Linked DNA regions of Homo sapiens: region 1 is linked to region 2. Evidence: chromatin loops called from intact Hi-C (ENCODE). Cell type or tissue: pancreas. All regions are shown on one strand. Links, peaks and the distances in the headings refer to the core of each region. The heading gives the core; the rest is flanking DNA. Region 1 overlaps NEPRO-AS1 (NEPRO antisense RNA 1). Region 2 overlaps BOC (BOC cell adhesion associated, oncogene regulated).

Region 1 (12,520 bases), core at 3,402-8,401, 230 kb after region 2:
TTGGCATGTGTGCATGTGCTTATGTGTGTTTGTGAGTATACAGATAATGCACAAATAATGGGTTTCCTGGAAATGTTGGTTGTACAGAGACTATCTTTCTTGATCATTTTTGTCCCCAAAGCAAGCACTTGAAAGAATTCAGTAACAACTTCTTGAGCAGAAAAGATGGCCTCTGCTCAGAGCTTGGTGCAGCAGCAGACACTGAAATGTGGCTTGGCTCTGTCTCTTGGCATAGTTCTAGGGTGTTATGTTCCACGAGAGGCCTTGGAGGGAGGAGGCACTGGTACCTTTTCAGAATCTCGTCAAATCAGGCACAGACTTGCTGGCAGCCACAGCAAAGGGATCTTACTGATCTTTGCCCAACTCTCAGGAGGTAACTGGCAAGACAGAAGAAAGCAAAACAAGCAACCAAATCCGAGGCCTTATAAATTTGACTTGGAAATTTTGTCTCAAGGCTGTCAAAGAGTAGAAATAATGATTTCATTTTCTCCAAGTCCCATTCTTGGGCATTTCGTATTTAACGCAGATAAAACACATTCGAGTACCTATCAACTTTTTTTCTTTCTTTTTTTTTTTTTAGTCTAGCCGTTCTCAGCATCAGGTGACTCTGCTCCTTGAAAATACATTTAAGTGATGCCATTCCTGTCCAAAACCACCACTGACTCCTTCTTCAGAGGGCAAGCCTTGAAATCATGTGCATTTGCCTGTGAGACGTTTCTCCGATTATCTGAAAATCTTCTGCCAGGGATAAGGCGATTTGTCTCCATTCTGTCTGAGGTTGCGGATCTTGGTTTGCAGAGGAGGGCTGCAACGTAGTAGGTTCCTCCACGTGGCTTCTCACTGAAGCCAGAATGACTCATTTAGAGAGTAATCTTGGTGCGGCCTCTTGCTGCCCTCTGGTGGAGAAAACGGGTATTGAACAAGCCATAACGACTGATCTCTGAGGCAAATGCTGTGAAGTGTCAGCGCAAAGGTCCACGGGGAATAATTACACTTCAAGCTATTATCTAAATGAACGGAGTTCATCTAAATGAATGGAGTTGGAACGGTTGTTCTATGAGAATCTGATTTCTCAGCAAGAGAAGTTTTAATTCCATCCCCTTTTTATTTCTGTTTGCTGCGAACTGGTTTCTCATTTCTCCACACTTGCTCTTCCTTTTCGTGAACAATCATTTTGTGTATTTTGAGATCATTATAAAATTCTTGTACGCTCATTTTAAAACATTTCCAGAAAGTGAAAGTCAGCATGTGACCCAGGAAAATTCTAATTCTTAAAACACTCAAGACTCTAAACTAGGGTTTAGACCTATATATTCAGATCTAATTCCAAACCAAAATTCATTTCAGAAGTTTAAATAAAACGTATTAGTCTTATGCCTTCTGAGTCTTTGATTCAAATGAGAGGCTTCTTTTTTTATTTTTTTATTTTATTATTATTATACTTTAAGTTTTAGGGTACATGTGCACAATGTGCAGGTTAGTTACATATGTATACATGTGCCATGCTGGTGTGCTGCACCCATTAACTCGTCATTTAGCATTAGGTATATCTCCTAATGCTATCCCTCCCTCTTTCCCCCACCCCACAACAGTCCCCAGAGTGTGATGTTCCCCTTCCTGTGTCCATGTGTTCTCATTGTTCAATTCCCACCTATGAGTGAGAACATGTGGTGCTTGGTTTTTTGTCCTTGTTGCGATAGTTTACTGAGAATGATTATTTCCAATTTCATCCATGTCCCTACAAAGGACATGAACTCATCATTTTTTATGGCTGCATAGTATTCCATGGTGTATATGTGCCACATTTTCTTAATCCATTCTATCCTTGTTGGACATTTGGGTTGGTTCCAAGTCTTTGCTATTGTGAATAGTGCCACAATAAACATACATGTGCACGTGTCTTTATAGCAGCATGATTTATAGTCCTTTGGGTATATACCCAGTAATGGGATGGCTGGGTCAAATGGTATTTCTAGTTCTAGATCCCTGAGGAATCGCCACACTGACTTCCACAATGGTTGAACTAGTTTACAGTCCCACCAACAGTGTAAAAGTGTTCCTATTTCTCCACATCCTCTCCAGCACCTGTTGTTTCCTGACTTTTTAATGATTGCCATTCTAACTGGTGTGAGATGGTATCTCATTGTGGTTTTCATTTGCATTTCTTTGATGGCCAGTGATGGTGAGCATTTTTTCATGTGTTTTTTTGGCTGCATAAATGTCTTCTTTTGAGAAGTGTCTGTTCATATCCTTTGCCCACTTTTTGATGGGGTTGTTTGTTTTTTTCTTGTAAATTTGTTTGAGTTCATTGTAGATTCTGGATATTAGCCCTTTGTCAGATGAGTAGGTTGCGAAAATTTTCTCCCATTTTGTAGGTTTCCTGTTCACTCTGATGGTAGTTTCTTTTGCTGTGCAGAAGCTCTTTAGTTTAATTAGACCCCATTCGTCAATTTTGGCTTTTGTTGCCATTGCTTTTGGTGTTTTAGACATGAAGTCCTTGCCCATGCCTATGTCCTGAATGGTAATGCCTGTTTGAAGATGACATGATTGTATATCTAGAAAACCCCATTGTCTCAGCCCAAAATCTCCTTAAGCTGATAAGCAACTTCAGCAAAGTCTCAGGATACAAAATCAATGTGCAAAAATCACAAGCATTCTTATACACCAATAACAGACAAACAGAGAGCCAAATCATGAGTGAACTCCCATTCACAATTGCTTCAAAGAGAATAAAATACCTAGGAATCCAACTTACATGGGATGTGAAGGACCTCTTCAAGGAGAACTACAAACCGCTGCTCAAGGAAATAAAAGAGGATACAAACAAATGGAAGAACATTCCATGCTCATGGGTAGGAAGAATCAATATCGTGAAAATGGCCATACTGCCCAAGGTAATTTATAGATTCAATGCCATCCCCATCAAGCTACCAATGACTTTCTTCACAGAATTGGAAAAAACTACTTTAAAGTTCATATGGAACCAAAAAAGAGCCCACATCGCCAAGTCAATCCTAAGCCAAAAGAACAAAGCTGGAGGCATCACACTACCTGACTTCAAACTATACTACAAGGCTACAGTAACCAAAACAGCATGGTACTGGTACCAAAACAGAGATATAGATCAATGGAACAGAACAGAGCCCTCAGAAATAACGCTGCGTATCTACAACTATCTGATCTTTGACAAACCTGAGAAAAACAAGCAATGGGGAAAGGATTCCCTATTTAATAAATGGTGCTGGGAAAACTGGCTAGCCATATGTAGAAAGCTGAAACTGGATCCTTTCCTTACACCTTATACAAAAATTAATTCAAGATGGATTAAAGACTTAAACGTTAGACCTAAAACCATAAAAACCCTAGGAGAGGCTGTCTTCTTAAGACTTTTGCATACAAGTTACATTTCAAGAGAATACGCTTATTTTTTAAGCTCTAAACATGAGAAAATTCTCAAAAAGTATATCCAGGTAGAAGCATGCAATTTTAATTAAAATCTACTACTACTCTTCTTAGAATCAAGGAAAAATTTTGGAGACTAGAATGAGATATTAACACATTATGCATCAGTGTATGACTGATCTTTCAAATGCGTTCCAGTGCCCTCTAGAGCTGTTGTGCTTTTTGAATTAAGAAATTCTTCTTTTTTTTAAAATTTTTATTTTTTTGAGATGGAATTTCGCTCTTTTTGCCCAGGCTGGAGTGCAATGGCATGATCTTGGCTCACCGCAACCTCTACCTCCCAGGTTCAAGCGATTCTCCTGCCTCAGCCTCCAGAGTAGCTGGAATTATAGGCATGCGCCATCACGCCTGGCTAATTTTTGTGTATTTTCAGTAGATATGGGGTTTCTCCATGTTGGTCAGGCTGGTCTCAAACTCCCGACCTCAGGTGATCTGCCTGCCTCGGCCTCCCAAAGTTCTGGGATTACAGGCGTGAGCCACTGCACTCAGTCTGAATTAAGAAATTCTTAATGCCAGGTTAGTGATAGGTTCCTATAGGAAGGATTTTTTATTCATGAGTTAATTCATTTGGTTTTTATTCAACAAGTATTCCCTGAGCACCCACATGCCAGCACTATGGAAGATGAATTCATCACCTGCATGAAGGTGCTTACAGAGCTGAGAGTAAATGTCTTGAGAACAAGGCAGACCATGGGCAGCTCACAAGAGAGGTAGAGGTAAAACGAGATCAGAATTCAGAGATGAGGGCTGGGTGCGGTGGCTCATGCCTGTAATCCTAGCACTTTGGGAGGCCGAGGCGGGTGGATCACTTGAGGCCAGGAGTTCGAGACCAGCCTGGCCAACAGGGTAAAACCCCATCTCTGCTAAAGATACAAAAATTAGCAGGGCATGGTAACACGTACCTGTAATCCCAGCTACTCAGGAGGCTGAGGCAGGAGAATCTCTTGAACCCGGGAGGCTGAGGTTGCAGTGAGCCAAGATCACACCACTGCACTCCAGCCTGGGCTACAGTGTGAGACTCGTCTCAAAAAAAAAAAAAAAAAAAAAAAAGAATTCAGAGATGAAAGAGATTACTTCCAGTTCCAGTTTTGAGAGCAGGTGAAACAAGGGACTTTTCTGAACTAGAAATTAAAGTGTGAACAAGATTTGGATGTAAAATCATTCTACATGGCAGAAATTTGGAAATTTCTTCCTTAGGTATAATTTTTCTTGGGAAAAGAAGCTATAGTCCCTCTCCCTCTCCCTCTCCCTCTCCCTCTCCGTCTCCCCACGGTCTCCCTCTCCCTCTCTTGCCACGGTCTTCCTCTGATGCCGAGCCGAAGCTGGACTGTACTGCTGCCATCTCGGCTCACTGCAACCTCCCTGCCTGATTCTCCTGCCTCAGCCTGCCGAGTGCCTGCGATTGCAGGCGCGCCGCCACGCCTGACTGGTTTTCGTATTTTTTTGGTGGAGATGGGGTTTCGCTGTGTTGGCCGGGCTGGTCTCCAGCTCCTAACCGCGAGTGATCCGCCAGCCTCGGCCTCCCGAGGTGCCGGGATGGCAGACGGAGTTGCGTTCACTCAGTGCTCAATGGTGCCCAGGCTGGAGTGCAGTGGCGTGATCTCGGCTCGCTACAACCTCCACCTCCCAGCTGCCTGCCTTGGCCCCCCAAAGTGCCGAGATTGCAGCCTCTGCCCGGCCGCCACCCCGTCTGGGAAGTGAGGAGCGTCTCTGCCTGGCCGCCCATCGTCTGGGATGTGAGGAGCCTCTCTGCCTGGCTGCCCAGTCTGGAAAGTGAGGTGCGTCTCTGCCCGGCCGCCATCCCATCTAGGAAGTGAGGAGCGTCTCTGCCCGGCCGCCCATCGTCTGAGATGTGGGGAGCGCCTCTGCCCTGCCGCCCCATCTGGGATGTGAGGAGCGTTTCTGCCCGGCCGCCCCGTCTGAGAAGTGAGGAGACCCTCTGCCTGGCAACCACCCCGTCTGAGAAGTGAGAAGCCCCTCCGCCCGGCAGCCACACCGTCTGAGAAGTGAGGAGCCCCTCCGCCCGGCAGCCACCCCGTCTGTGAAGTGAGGAGCGTCTCCGCCCGGCAGCCGCCCCGTCCGGAAGGGAGGTGGGGGGGTCAGCCCCCCGCCCGGCCAGCCGCCCCATCCGGGAGGGAGGTGGGGGGGGTCAGCCCCCCGCCCGGCCAGCAGCCCCGTCCAGGAGGTGAGGGGCGCCTCTGCCCGGCCGCCTCTACTGGGAAGAGAGGAGCCCCTCTGCCTGGCCAGCTGCCCCGTCCGGGAGGGAGGTGGGGGGGTCAGCCCCCCGCCCGGCCAGCAGCCCCGTCCGGGAGGGAGGTGGGGAGGTCAGCCCCCCGCCCGGCCAGCCGCCCCGTCCGGGAGGGAGGTTGGGGGGTCACCCCCCGCCCGGCCAGCCGCCCCATCCGGGAGGTGAGGGGTGCCTCTGCCTGGCTGCCCCTACTGGGAAGTGAGGAGCCCCTCTGCCCAGCCAGCAGCCCCGTCCGGGAGGGAGGTGGGGGGTCAGCCCCCCGCCCAGCCAGCCGCCCCGTCTGGGAGGGAGTTGGGGGGGTCAGCCCCCTGCCCGGCCAGCCGCCCCATCCGGGAGGTGAGGGGCGCCTCTGCCCGGCCGCCCCTACTGGGAAGTGAGGAGCCCCTCTGCCCGGCCGCCACCCCGTCTGGGAGGTGTACCCAACAGCTCATTGAGAACGGGCCATGATGACAATGGCGGTTTTGTGGAATAGAAAAGGGGGAAAGGTGGGGAAAAGATTGAGAAATCGGATGGTTGCCGAGTCTATGTAGAAAGAGGTAGACATGGGAGACTTTTCATTTTGTTCTGTACTAAGAAAAATTCTTCTGCCTTGGGATCCTGTTGATCTGTGACCTTACCCCCAACCCTGTGCTCTCTGAAACATGTGCTGTGTCCACTCAGGGTTGAATGGATTAAGGGTGGTGCAAGATGTGCTTTGTTAAACAGATACTTGAAGGCAGCATGCTCGTTAAGAGTCATCGCCACTCCCTAATCTCAAGTACCCAGGGACACAAACACTGCGAAAGGCCGCAGGGTCCTCTGCCTAGGAAAACCAGAGACCTTTGTTCACTTGTTTATCTGCTGACATTCCCTCCACTATTGTCCTGTGACCCTGCCAAATCCCCCTCTGCGAGAAACACCCAAGAATGATCAATTAAAAAAAAAAAAAAAAGAAGCTATAGACAGCTCCTAAATGCCATGTAAATGACTTTCTGTCTTTCAGGCGTCTTTTGAAATGTGAGAGTTCATAACATTTCAGATACTGTCAATTCTTGATTTACCTCTGCCCTTTACACATGAGATTTCTGCCTTTTTCCTCAAAATACTCTTCTCTCACCAAGCCAAAAACAGTAAAACAAGAGAGGAGGAATAACTGTTTTATTGGCTCTCCCTGTCACTATATTCTCCTTAAGTCACCAATGCTACTCATTTCATGTCATACTCCATTCGGGCTGCTACAACAAAAATACCATAAACTGGGTGGCTCATAAGCAACAAATATTTATTTCGTACAGTTCTGGAGGCTGGGAAGTCCAAGATCAAGCTGCCCACAGATTTGGTATCTGGGGAGGGTTCATTTCCTGCTTCATAGTTGGTGCCAGGGTTCATTTCCTGCTTCATAGTTGGTGCCTTCTCACTGTGTCCCCAAAAGGTGAAAGGGGCTAATGAGCTACCTTGGGTCTATCTTACAACGGCACCAATTCCATTCATGAGGGCTCTTACCTTTGTGACCTAGTTACCTCCCCAAAGGCCCACCTCCTAATATCATCACCTTGGAGGTTAGGATTTCAACGTAAGGATTTTGGAGGATATAATATTCAGATCACAGCTTTTGATGAATTTCTTTTTTTTTTTTGAGACGGAGTCTCACTCTGTTGCCCAGGCTGGAGTGCAGTGTTGTGATCTCAGCTTACTGCAACTTCTGCCTCCTGGGTTCAAGCAATTATCTTGCCTCAGCCTCCGAGTAGCTGGGATTACAGGCACGTGACACCATGCCCAGCTGATTTTTGTATTTTTAGTAGAGACGGGGGTTTCACCATGTTGGCCAGGCTGGTCTTGAACTCCTGACCTCAGGTGATCTGCCCACCTCAGCCTCCCAAAGTGCTGGGATTACAGGTGTGAGCCACCACACCTGGCTTGATGAATATTTATTGTGTACCTATTATATGCCAGATATACTGCTGGGTACTAAAAGTCAATAATTAGCAAGCATACATGGTCCTTTTTCTTAAAAAGCTTTTACTGGCTGTAGACAGCCAATTAAGCCATAGAATACAACCCTTAATGTATAATAAGAAGAGCAGTACACCACAAATATCAACCTAGCCTTTGGTATAAGGCAATCTGGATTGAAATCTGGGCTCTGTTGAATACTTGCCATGTGACCTTGGGCTACTTAACCTCTTTACACTCAGTTTTTGAAATAAATATATTCCTAGTTCACCTAATGGTCCCAGCAGGTGTTCCTGGTGTGCAATGGCTTTTCTCCAGGCCATAATTCCTTCTTGTGATTTTGCCATCCCCTAGGGCTTCATCCTCACAGCTGAAGGGGAAATAGAGAGTGTGAAAGAGGGACAGATGTTTTTTAAAACGCACTGGTCTGGAAATGGCATCCATTGGCTAGAACTCAGTCATTTGGCCAAATGTGGTTCAAGAAAGGCTAGAAAAAGTAGCTCAGCTGTGCACCCAGGAATAAGAGGAGAACATGGATCTTGCTGAACACCTAGAAGTATTTGACACAACCTTTGTAAGCCACGTTAAGTAGTTCAGATTTATCATGGAATTAATAAGCCAGTGAAAGCAAAGGAGTAAAATCATCATATTTTTCATTTTTGGAAAATCATTCTATCAGCAGTGAAAAGAATGGCTTGGGTGATTGATTAGATAACTGAGTGGGTAGTAATGTTATTCAGTGAGATACACGAAGAGGTGTGAGTTTTCAGGGAGGAGAGTGGGAGGTGAGTTCAACTGAAGACACATTGAATATGAGGTGCTTCAAGATCATCAGATATACAGAGATGTGCTCTAGTTACATACCCTGAAGTCTAAAGTTCAGGAAAGAAATCTGAAATAGAGGTATACCTTTGTGAATTTTCAACTTATAGATGGAGCTTTGGGAGTTTGTAAAACAAACAAACAAACAAACAAAAAAAACCAAAACAAAAAAACACCAATACAAAGGAAAGGACAGAGGAAGAGGAACCAGCAAAAGAAACTGAGCAGGAGCATCCTGTAGAGGGAAAAGTGGCCAAATATGCTGCCACACATGCCACAGGAAAAGATTATTTCAAGGAGGCAGTGGTCAACAATACCAAGCAAAACACTGACTTTTATAAAAAGGAGGTTGTGGGTGAATGTTCTGGTTATTCTGTGTATCCACCATTCTCCCCTCTTCCCTGTGTCCCTGAAGGCTGAGCTCTGTAGACTTTATCACTTAGGCTCCCTTGCCCTCTAGCTTTCAGCTGGGTTTGGCCAATGGAAAGCAATGACAGATGGGATGAATGAAACAGAGAGAGCAGAATATTTTTCCCCAGTTCCATACAGCTTTAGTGTCTTATCTTAGGCAGTAAGTCCACCACTCCTTGACATCAATTCCTACCAGGTGTCCTCTTCTCCCCGGTTCTCACTCTTACTGTTCTATTTCCTCCTCTTGTCTCTTTGGCCCTAGGAATGATAATGGCTTCCTACTGTCACTGCGCTTGGAGTGCCTCACGATTCCATTTTTGATGCCTTCATCCTGCCTATATCTCTGTAAGCAGCTTCTTCCCTTGAACCATGTGGGATGAATTCTGCTTTTTGCTGGTATGCTGACTGATCTTGTAATATTAGTATTTAGAAACTAAATTGCAATTGGTAGAAGGGTGAGTATTTGGTGAAGTAGGAGTTAGGCTTTCAAGGAGTTTGGCTGTGGAATTCATCATCTCTCTCTACTTTTCTGAAAGGAGAAAGGAAGGAGGAAAGGAAGGAAAGGGAGATAGGACAAGTGGAGAAACCTTGAGTGGAAAGAGTTTGTTTTTTCCAAGATGGAAGAGACCTGTTAATGTTTAAGTACTCATAGGAAAGACCCAATAGAAAGAATTTATTGTTGATGTAAGAAAGTAGGGGACTTATTAATTGCTTGAAGCTTATGAGAAGGCAGAAGGATTTGGGACACAGGATGCAAATGGGAGGATTTAACTTGGGTGAGGGGAGGGTCACCTTATCTGTTGTAAGTGAAAGAATGGAAGACAGGATGAGTGGGAGACAAGTAAGTTTGTAGGGTTGGTGTCAGAAAGTTGAGAGAGTTCTTATCTAAGGGTTCTGCTTTTTCTGGAATCCCAGAACATTCAGAGAGTAGAATTATTATAGAGTTGGGCATTTGCCTGGCAAATCTCATGGAAGTACAATGGGGCGAGGGAATTGAGAATGCTGGCAAGAAATGGACTGGGGACAAATAAAGATGAAGGTGGGGGTACTGATGAGAGAGAAAAGGGTGCTGGGGACTGGTGATTCAGTGCAGTTTAAGATCAGATTTATAGGGTGTAACTTGAGTAAGAAAGTTGGAAAATAGGAAACTATTGTCAGAAATGGAAATGTCTGAATTCATGATTTCAGAGAAGGAACAACTCTGATTGATGCTAAGATTTGGGATATGGCTGGAGAGTGCATGCCTGCAGTGAGGTCGATATGAAGGTTACTGGAGATGAGGACACTAAAGGAAGTGGGATGATGGAGGACTTGGGATGGAGAGGAACCAAAGTCTCTAAGATGGCTGCTTCCACAAGGGGAAAAGTACATGAGGAAAACATTTCTTCCCCATCCTAGGGGTCCCTGGCATCTTCCTAGTCATCCTAATGTAACATCCCATCACCTGTCTCCTTCAGGACCATGCCTGGTGGGAGCCCCTACCCCAGGCCTGGAAGCAGCTCCCTTCCACCTCCGTGCCCCCACCATGGCAAGGCTCATTGCTGAGGAAGTCCCGGCTCCCACTTTCCACATGGTGAGGAAACTGGTTCTAGTCAAGACAAGATCTGGACCATTGAAGTGAAAACACGGTGGAAAGAGGGACCAAAATGACCTTCCCCAAGCAAGGAAGGAGACCAAACCTCTAAAAACATTCCAGCTGACATCGTCTTTGTTTTAAAGGACAAGCCACATAGTATTTTTAAGAGAAATGGCTCTGATGTCATCTATCCTGCCAGGATCAGCATTTGGAAGGCTCTGTGTGGCTGCACAGTGAACATCCCACTCTGGACGGAAAGACCATACCCATCGTTTTCAAGGAAGTCATCAGGCCTGGCATGCAGTGAAAAGCCCCTGGAGAAGACTTCCCTCTCCCTAAAGTGCCCAAGAAATGTGGGGACTTCATTATTGAGTTTGAAGTGATCTTCCCCTAATGGATTCCCCAGATGTCAAGAACTGTACTTGAGCAGGTTCTTCCAATATAGCTACCTGCATTCCCCAAGGACTAACCAGGAAGCTTTCCAGAGCTCAAGGATTTCTGGACCGTTCTCCAGTTGACCATGAGAGGACAGGTGGGCCCAGGGAAGTCTTTCAGACTGCCGAATGTTTTCCATGGACTATATTACAATCTTTCAAAGTCATGCACTAGAGTGGGGGAAAAAAAAAGCTCCCACTTTGGCTGCCAAGGCTTGTTGGGGTGGAGGGTAACACAAGATGAGGAAAGATATGCTCCTGCTATCTTGCCCTTGACCATGGAAAGCACTTTTCTGTAGCAATTCTGGGATCCAGAGTTGGTCTCTATGGAATGACTGGTAGGAATATCGTGTCTGGTTGCAGTAGAGTGGCTTTGGTGGGCTGGCCCTGGATCTTTAACATCATCCTTTACATTAATTTTGTCAGAGAATGCATTCAGCTTCAAACAATGGACTTAGAAATAGCTTTTGTAAATTAGGGATTGTGTTAAATTGCATGCTGGCCTCTGAATACCTCAGAAAATAGATTGCTATCAACAGGTGTTTCTTCTCTATGTTTCTATGAGGTTCTAGGAGTTGAGATAGGAGATGGATTGTCAACAATGATCCTTGCTAAATGACCACTTTGTGTTTATCACTGAGATATTTTAACATTTAAAAAATAATGTCATCTTATAGAGGTAATTTATGTTCACTGAACAATTCAGAAAATTAAAAGAATAGAAAATAAAACTCTTCTGTATTCCTACTAACTGGAAATAACTATTATTAATATCTTAGCATCATTTTTTACTCTGGGTACACATCCCTATTTGCCCCTTTCCCAACTTGGAGTCATCATATATAACCAGTTTTATTATCTTCTTTATTCATTTAATAAAATGTGAGCACTGTGGAGTCCTGTTAAGATGAGTAAGCAACAATGGAGAAGGGGTCCCATGTCGGGGAGAACAATTGTTCTGAGACAGCTAACCACAAACAACTGCTGGTACAACTACCTCACTCTGCACGTAGCCCCAGCAGTATGACCTCGTTTTACACATATCCCTTCCAGCACAACCCTATAAAACTTTCCTCCAGCCCCTGCCTCTTTGCAGACAGCCCCTTCTCTGCTGTGCTGCCCATTGCACCCTTGCGATGTATCTTCATACTTTCTGTAATAAATCTGCCTTTCTTTACCTATAACTGTCTTGGTAAATTCCTTTACCACCTGCAACGCCAGCCCCAGCCAGTCAGACATGCAACGAGCACTTCTCTGGGCCATTAAACATTTGTTTTTTAAAAAATGATTGTAGCAAAGTCTTCTAGTTGTTCACTATTTTTTCTTCTTTCTTCCTTTTTTCTTTATCTTTTTTTTTTTTTTTTTTTTTGAGACACAGTCTCGCTCTGTCACCCAGGCTGGAGTGCAATGGTGCTCTTGGCTCACTGCAACCTCTGCCTCCTGGGCTCAAGTGATTCTCGTGCCTCAGCCTCCCAAATAGCTAGGATTACAGGCATGCACCGCCATGCTCGGCTAATGTTCGTATTTTTAGTAGAGATAGGGTTTCACCATGCTGGCCAGGCTGGTCTTGAATTCCTGGCCCAAGTGATCCGCCCACCTTAGCCTCCCAAAGTGCTGGGATTACAGGCATAAGCC
Region 2 (8,722 bases), core at 3,616-8,615:
ATTATGTGACTATGTTTAACATGTTTTAAGTGCAACAGAAAGGGGCTGGTCTTGTAGTTAAGACAATCCTGGCCCAAAGCATGCTCTACCCCTAACCGGCTGCATGGCCTTGGCTGCAGTATACAGCTTCCTCATGCCCACTTCCTTTCCCATCTCATGGGATTGTAGTTCAGTTAAATAAACCAACCCATGTAAGCACCAAATATCATTGCAGGAATAAAGTATTTATAGGAAGTTCCCAACTTAAGAATGAGGTCTATCCCCTGATTTCATGGATGAGTTAATTATCAAGTTCCTTGAAGGTGTCATCATGGTCTATTTAGTATTAGGCACAGACAAATGAGTAGAGAGTGAAACATGACCAAGTCTGAGGGTATTTGGAAAACAAAGAGTCTTCCTGGGAAAGAGGCCCAGCACCGCACAGGCACAGGGAATGGTGACTCTGCCTTCCCTCGCTGGAAACACCAAGACAGGAGAGAGAACCCAAAGAGCTTCACCTTTGGTCTCACAGATCATCACGTTGCTGAACTCGCTCTCCCCTCCTTCATTGAAGCACTGCATCTTAATGTCGTAGGAGGTCTCTGGCTGCAGGTGGCTGATGGAGTGCCAGTACTTGTCCCCTGGGAAACAGAGTCAGAGAATGGTGCATGGCAATGTGTATATGGTTTTCTTGATCCCAATCTCATAGTCAGACTCAGCTGGGGCAGTGTGTGGGGGAGGATGCCACTGACTGGCACAGGGGCGGCGTGTGGAGGAACGCTGGAGGAAATGTTCTAGGTGTCCACCCAGGTTGTCCCATCATCACATGGGTTCATGAAGTTGACAGCTTCAAGGGTATTATGAATGAGTCAATGACACGGAGCTTAGAGCTTCGTGTCACACCAGATGCAGGTTTATGCTTCACCAGATTTCACCAATACCTTGTCCCCCATGCCAGCGGAGGAAACTATATCACGCAGAAGCTATAAACACAGAACTGTGTCTCACCTTCCACCATATCCTTCTTGTAGTCACTATCATTGTCACTGTCTGTGGGTCGATAATAGATATAAAAGCCATGGATTGGGGTGTTGTTGTTACTTGCTGGGATGTACTATAGGGAATGGAGAAGAAACAAGTTGACAATGGGCAGAGAAAACATCATCAAAGCAAAACCACTGGTGTATGAAGGTTCTACCCCAGTCCAGAGTTTGAATTTCACTTGGGACCCCTGGCAAAGATTTCTAATGATATCCCTGAGGTTCTCTGAAAAATGTTGTAAAGATTACTCATTATTTTATTTAGCCTAGAGGTCCCTAAGCTTTTGAAGAGAAGAAACAAATTGCCATTTCTCCAAAGACTTCAATTGCTTCTGATCTCCCTGGACATGTGAGGGGCCCCTGTGGCTGAGAAGGGGCCCTGAACAGTTGTGTTGGGATCCCCTGTGGTGTCAGGGGAAGGGCAGGAAGGAGGGTGAGGTCTACCAGGTCAAGGCACCAGAATCAACAGGAGACCACTAGAGCAGCTCCAGCCACTAAGAGCCTCCCAAATTCCACTGATGAAGCTTTCAGGTGCCCTGTTCGGGGGAGTCTAATCCCCAGGCTCACAGGGAAGGGCATTTAGGGGAGGCCGTCTTCCACTGCAGTCCACGGCCAGGCCCGCTTACCATCCACTTGAGCATGATGGTGGTCTCATTGACCGCATCCGTGAAGGTGATATAAGGACCTGCCACGGGCCTCTCGTACACGCGACCGCTGTAGCCCGACACCACGTAGGGCCGAGAGGGGGCGCTGGGCTCGCTCTCCCCCAGCATGTTCAGAGCCCGGACTCGAAACTTGTAGGAGGTGCCTGGTGAGAGGGACACTCACTGAACTCAGGAGCTGGGAAATACCTTCTGATTCTCCCATGGCCTTTCAAGGCCCAGGACCTGGAGGGGTCTTCTGGGCAGCCCTTCCCCAAAGCAAGTTCTCAAAGGCCTCACAAGAACACCCGCCACTGTCAGAGCTGAGCTGCAGGGGAGATGGCTCTGGATGCTCTTCTGGAGGGAGGCAGAAGGCTTTAGGACTGTGGTAAACACCACAGACAGCAACATGGAGGCATGCTGGTGGGTGGGGGCCTGGGCCGAGAGAAGGGGATCCCAGGCTCGTCATCCTCCTCCAGGCGGAAAGGGGCAGCTGGGGGATCAGGCCAAGGCCACGGTGTGGCCAGGCCCCTACCTTTCTCTAGGCCCGTGATCTCCACGGACAGCCGCGATGGGGGGATGGCGCTGGTGGCCAGAATCCAGTCTCCCACTTTCTTTAGCTTCTTGTACTCCACACGGAAGGACTGGATTGGGAACCCACCATTCCCACGGGGAATCCAGGTCACGTACACTGAGGTCTCGGAGGCCGTGGAGATGGTGGGCCTGTCGGGAGCTTCTGGGGCTGGGAAAGACCGTATCCAGTGAGGAAGGAAGCAGGGTGAGATGACGTGAGGAAGGAAGCAGGGTGAGATGACGCTGTATGCCCACTGGGCCTGGCCTGCTCCTGACGGGCCCGCTCCTCCCCACAGCCCTCCACCCACTGGTGTTCACATCAGACCTCCCCACGGCTGCCTGGGCTTTGAGCTAAGACCCCTTATGCTATCCTTCTGCAAAGCCAGAGTGTGGAGGCCCAAGGACCACAGCTCTGGCCTCTGCTGCTCTCTGGATGCACCCAGTGAGCAATCCCAGCATCAATGCCAGCCTTTTATTTAAAAAGCTCCAAACTACATTTCCTCATTGTGGTTAACTGGGAGATGTCATAAAAACCCTGGACCTACAGAAGCAAGACCCCATTCAGCCATGGGAACAGGCCTCTGAGGCAGTTCCAGTCCTGACTGCGCGTCCGTCCCTGCTGCTAGCGGCTTACGGGAGAGGCGGCCGTGGTCTGGCTGGCTGCTGCTCTGGGGACTGGCTCCAGGGTCGTCTCTCTGGATCTGCTGCTCTTTGCTGGCCATGATCTCGGGTTTGGGCCGCCGTCCTGGGTGGAAATGGGTTGTAGTCAGCAAGGGAGGAAGCAGGCATGAGATCTCCCTCCCACAGAGTCCTTTTTGCCTGAGACTCTGCTAAGCGGCATGACAAAGTGATGCAAATAAGCATCCGGGGCACTGAGGGTGTGGGCTCAGCCTCGGCCGAGACTGGTTCTGTTGTGGTACTATTGCTGGCCCCTGTGTGAGAGAGGGATGAAGGGGTGCCAGAGAGGCCGGCTGGCTACTCTCCTGATGAGAGCTGGGACCTCAGCCTAGCACACAAACCACAAGGAGGCAGTAGCTGGAAGGAAAGATGAAGTTCAAGGTGAACAGCTGGGGCAAGGTGAGCAGGAATTCTCACCTGGGCCAGTGGAACTTGCTTAGACCCACGGAAACCCTAAGCAAGGGGCAATGTTTGACTCTCACCAGTTCGGAAGGTGACCATGGCTGTCTGGCCCTCTCCCGCACAGTTGTAAGCTGCCATCTCCACTTCATACAAGCTCCCGGGGTCAAGTCTGGTGAGGGTCAGGCGGTGCTGGTTGGCTGGAATGCCAGAGATGGTCCAATCGTCAGAGGAATTTGTGACCTGCTGGAGAAGGTAGCTGGTATAAAGACCGGCATCTCAGCCTCGGGCTACGAGTGGGCTATGGTTTACAAAGAAAGCAGCGCTGAGCCCAAGAGGGCAGGAGAAGGGGAAGGACGATAAGCCAGGTTGGGGTTAGGGTGGCACAGCCTCGGACTGGCCCCCCTGGCTATGGGACACCAACCTCACTGGGACATTCAAGTCAGGCTCCCTGATCCCTCGTCTAATGATCTCATCAAAGAAACCTCAGTGGGGGAAGTCAGACAGCCTGACTGATATTGCTGAGAACTCCTCCAAAGACCTTCTCTCCCTGTATTTCAAAGAATCTCCATGTTTTGTTTTCTTTCTCCTTCTGTATGTAAACCAAATGCAGTTCCCTCTGCTTATATTCTAATGAGACACAATGATGAGAAAGGTAACGAAAGTATCAGCACCCATTAAAATAGCAACATTCGCTAAGCACTTGCTCTGTGCTATGCATGGAACTAAGCAGTTTATAGGTGCTACTTCCTTTTCCTCAAAATAGCCCAAAAGATTGGTGTTAATATTGTTTCCACTTCACAAATAGGGAGACTAAGGTTTAGAGAAATGAGCAATTTGCTCAAGGCCACACGGCTAGTGAGCACCAAAACGGTGACTTGACTCCAAAGAGCATGCCCATCATTGCACCCTATCCTGGGAAGAAGAGTCTGGGATCCAAAGTCCTGGGTTCAAATCCCGGTTGTGTAACTCAGAGCAAGTCCCCTAACTCTCTGACCCTTCAGCTCTGCATTTCACCAATGAGGCAAATAAACTCTCTCAGGTTATTCTGAAGATTAAATGAGAGAAGTTGTATAAAGTGCCCCACAGTGAGCTTGGTGCACAGTAGATGCCCAGCAAATGCCTGGCCTCTCTAGACCCCTCTCCACATCCTCAGCCCAGTGCAGTTTCTATCATTTCAATCCTCTTTGTTTCCGCTCCTGCCTTCAGTCCTTGCTCAGAACTTAAAAACTGTGGATGAATTGTGACTGTGATGGATTAATCTTTAATAGCTTCAAATTCCTAGCTCTTTAAAGGAAAAAGTAAGGGAGCTCCAGGCTCCCCAACAGGTGATGCTGAGAGGCTGCTCATCTTTGCCGCGCCACCTTTCGGGACAACAGACTTTACTGCCAACTCTACACCCCAGAGAACCTGCTGGAGCCTCAAGTTGTGGTTTGCTGAAGGAAGAAAACAGCTGTAAGGAAAAGCTCTTCTCTCTGAGCAGAATATTCCAAAGTCGAACAAAACCTACCATTCAAGGCACAGGAATGGTCTGGGCTCATTGTCAGGCTTCCAGGATTTGTTCCAAGGGGAGACGTTTTTACAAACTGAGACTCCCCAGTGGTGCTGGAAACCCAAACACAGTAGCCCAGGGTCTGCAGATGCACCAGGAAATGAAACTTGCTTCATGGATGTGAAACAGTGAAAATTAGCTGAATGATTCCCAATCCCCAGCAAGAGAAGGGGGATGAAAAAACACAGCCCGAATGCTGACTTTCGATTTCAAATTCTTTCTCGGGTGATCTTTAAGACTTGTTAGTTCCGTAAGAGAGGAACTGCTTTCAAGCCAGAACTTCTGCCTTGGCAACCCCAGGCTGAGGAGACCCCAGGCTGGAGCCTGAGAGAAGCCAGACGCAGCAGGGGCCTGTCCGGACTCTCACTTCCCCTGCGCCCCATGTACCCTGCCCTCCCAGCACTGGCCTCACACTTCCACTGGGCCCAGAAATGAAAATAAGAAATAGAAGGGTAATTAGTCACTGTCACACACACTGAGGGGGTGAATGCGGCCTGAGCCTGGCATTTCCGGATCACCACGGCATGGCCTTTGCCAATCTGCCTCTTCTGCGAGGCTGCTTCACGGCCACCTATTGGCCTGAAAAATATTAGTCTTGCTCTCATGCTGGGTTTTGTCTCCTGGGAACCATGGGCGTTTGGCCTGCCCTGATCTTTGTCTACAACTCTGAGATGGAGGTGTCCAGTTACATGGGGAAATAGGATTAGGACCAGCCCTGCCCTACAACATGTGAACAATGCTGCTTTTTGTTAAAAACTCATTCACCCGCTTTGCTGGCTGCCTATGAAGAGGCCAGCAGGTGGAGGGCTAATGAGAAACTGCTCGCCCCGTCCCCCTGCCTCTGGGGAGGCAGCAGAGGGAGCATAGGGGGTGCTCTGCCTTAGGTGTCTTTCTGACAACCCCAGGGTCTCTGTGGACTTGTCCTGACCCAAGGACTTCTAGGAGAGCATGTAAGGGGAAAAAAACAGAATAGAAGGAGTCAGGGGCCAGGGCTCCAAGGCAGGGAAACAGCTTCCGCACAGCTAGCGCTCTCCACTGTGCAGGGTTGGTTCTGTTTTCTTGCTTGTTTGTGGAGGTGGGGAGGAGTGGAGAAAGACTTTTAATTCCACATTCATATGCTTTCCATCAAGTGCACATAGCATTTTTATAAGCAAAATCAGCATGTATATGCTTTTATCACATACAATTTTTAAAAAACCATTTAAGAATAATAGTTTTCTACTATCAAATGGCCTTAGAAAGAAAATGGCATATACTTGGAGTGAACAAAAACATTTTCAAGGACATTTTCTTACAGGGAATTTCATGTCCTCATCCCTGTGGGGTAACGGCAGGTAAGAGCACGGCCTTGAGCGAGAGTGGCGGCCTGGGGACCCTGCCCTGCCTCACAGGACACAGTGTCCAGGAGCATAGGCCTGGCTGGGCTCTGCCCCCGCATCCTGTCAGAGCCCGAGACTCCCTCCCTGACAGCTCCTGAAGCATTCACCTGGACAGACTTCCTTCTGTCAAGGAGAAACAGCTGAGGTCTGAACAACATGATGTGCTTTGAGCTCAAATGCCTGCTTGTCCAACCCAAGCCATGACAGATTCTGAGAACTGAGCGGGTGTTTCACAGCCTACAGAGAAAACACTTGTTCACAAATATTTGTTTTCCTGGCATTACAGCTGGCTTACCATGCCAGGGTTCCTGCAGGTATGTACCCAGCACGGCTTACTTTCATAAAAAACCAAAATGTAACATCAACAACTAACGACAGAGGAAAGCAAGAAGGAGGGTGATGGTTACCAGGGAGACTGTTCACGGTCTCCTCAGGGACTAGAAGCCAGTGTGAGCTTCTGGGAATTGAGTGCATAGAGCTTAGTACTGGATGCACGCACAAGGCTTTTTCCTGGGCCTTCCAGGGTCCCACACACCCATCTTACAACCAGCTTCCTGGGAGGTGGCAGGGATGGACACTGGAGGAGACAGAAGGGCCTGTTTAGTGGTGGGGATTACCGGCTCAGGCTTCAGGAGCTCAAGGGGAGATGGCCAAGAGACAGTGACTCTGCTCAGCCTTGCTGGAAAGGCTGTGCAGGGGAGGCAGCAGCCCCACACCAGGGCCATACCTTGCGGTGTTTCACCACATAGTAGAGGATTGGCGCCCGGCCACTGCCCTCATGCCGAGGCCGCCACACCAGTTCATATGAGTCTGTCTTGGAGGTGCGGGGCGAGCTGAGGATGATGGGAGCCTCGGCGGGAGCCCCCTGCCCCTTCTCTCCTGGACACTGCGGGGAAGCAGGCCCCACTGACGTTGGGGGTCTGGGGAGCGCCGGTTGCCCCCTCAGCATCTGCTCAGGGTTGCCGAGTTTGGAGGGTGATACAGGAGGTGTGCCAGTAGCCAGCTCAGCATCCTGCCATAGCCTTGGGGTTATGCCTGGAGGACCAACAGGAAGCAGAAGGAAAGGTTAGTCTCCTGGTTTACCTGCTGAGCTGTTGTTCCTGGGGAGAAAACAGAAAGAAGACAGAGAGGCAACCTGGGCCCACCATCAGCTGTACCGCCACCCACTCTGTGCTGCCCAGCCAGGCTCCGTGGAAGACAGCGCTGGTGTCCCTGTCCTGCCAGAAGGAAAAGGCAGGCTGGCCTGCCTGGCCAGGGCTCAGGGGTGGCTTGGGTATGGCAAGCAAACTCCTGAATCCACGTGAGGTGCATCTCCAGTGAACTAACTCAATTTTCTCCCGAGGCCCAGGAACCCTGCGCCTTCCTTCTCGGTCTAGGCTGGAGGTGGGGACATGTCCCTTCATGGTGGAATTTTAACACCACGGCACCATGTGGGCCTTTTCCTACTGAATATGAGATATGAACGCAACTGGGAATGTCCTCTGAGAGTCTGTGAGGCCAGGAGGGGCAGTGCTTCCTTCAGGAGGTTTCCACAGAATCTGCCAGCACCTGTCTCTCCTCTACCTGACCTTCCCCACCACAGGACATGGGCACCCGATAATGCTGACTTAGCATCGTATTATATTCATTGCTGTATTTTTCTCAAGTTGTTTCCCTGGTAAGTTTCGTCTCCATAGGGGAGTTCTCGAGGGCAGGGTCTTTGCCCTGTTGCTCTGCATCCCCATTACCTCTCCCTAGGTTGAGCATGGTCACTGCTCAGCTGGCATAGGCCCCAACTGGAATGAAGCTTGCTGAGAAGGACAGACTGGCTTTTCTTTACCAAAGCACTAGAGTGGTGGTTGTCAAACTGGGTTCCACAGAAATATTTTTTTAAAATACAGCAATTAAATGGGTTATTTTCATTAGTGAAAATCTGTACTTCAGATTTATTAAGTTCATATAAATTTGAGCTTACAACTAAAAGCTACTTTTTTCTATCTTATATACTGGGGTTCCAAGTTAGATTTCATTTGAGAAAAGGATTCAGTGAATCATCAGCTGGAATCTCAGACCCCTGGGCTACACTCACTTGGCCTGGAGGTCCGCAGCTGGACTACGGCATGGGCGCTCCCAACCTCGTTCTCGGCCATGCACTGGTAGACGCCTTCGTCCTCAGGCCCCATGCTGAGCACGCGCAGGGCCCTGCGGGAGAGCCGGAGGCGCTGGCTGGAGATGAGGGGCACAGCATTCCTCAGCCACAGCACGGAGGGCGGGGGGTTCCCACGCACCTCACAGGTAAGCTTGGCACTCTGGCCCCAGGGGATGACCAGCTGGGATAGCTCCATGGTGACCTCAGGGGGTTCTGCCAGGAAACCAGAGCAGGGTGAGAAGGGCTGTGTCTTTCTGTCCCAGGGCCAGATGGGCTGGGAGGGATGTAGTTAGGAGCAGCTCCCCTGCCCTTTGGCTGTTGCTTTTTCCTAATGGGCAGAGTAGAGGGAAGGA

What was found. Hi-C counts contacts between places; a loop is a spot of excess contacts. Peaks named below come from ENCODE experiments on the same cell type or tissue, not always from the same donor. Only the 100,000 strongest peaks of a DNase experiment are listed, where the experiment ranks them.
Region 1: a loop joins it to region 2, with 5 times the contacts of the local background. A loop is called at or near these places in 104 of 110 quality-filtered maps.

Annotation. Positions count from the first base shown.
Region 1 is chr3:113,039,766-113,052,285 of GRCh38, reverse strand. All of the region lies in intron 1 of NEPRO-AS1 (NEPRO antisense RNA 1), which reads right to left. LOLI1 (lncRNA oncogene in liver cancer 1) reads left to right here. Exons shown (of 3, transcript NR_189285.1): 3 at 581-1,373. It also overlaps the pseudogene DNAJB1P2. Among named protein-coding and RNA genes, the nearest start is that of RMP64, 26 kb to the right of the region's middle. RefSeq lists an enhancer at 583-762. In pancreas, for the core only: no CTCF peak of the experiment used is centred there; a DNase peak (open chromatin) is centred at 5,905.
Region 2 is chr3:113,272,929-113,281,650 of GRCh38, reverse strand. It overlaps BOC (BOC cell adhesion associated, oncogene regulated), which reads right to left. Exons shown (of 20, transcript NM_001378074.1): 8 at 8,310-8,582; 9 at 6,969-7,276; 10 at 3,394-3,556; 11 at 2,868-2,978; 12 at 2,196-2,402; 13 at 1,646-1,827; 14 at 988-1,093; 15 at 498-620. Among named protein-coding and RNA genes, the nearest start is that of BOC, 66 kb to the right of the region's middle. RefSeq lists enhancers at 5,047-5,126, 5,537-5,636, 7,878-8,722. In pancreas, for the core only: no CTCF peak of the experiment used is centred there; DNase peaks (open chromatin) are centred at 5,369, 6,250, 7,060, 8,456 and 1 weaker place; H3K27ac peaks cover 3,243 bases.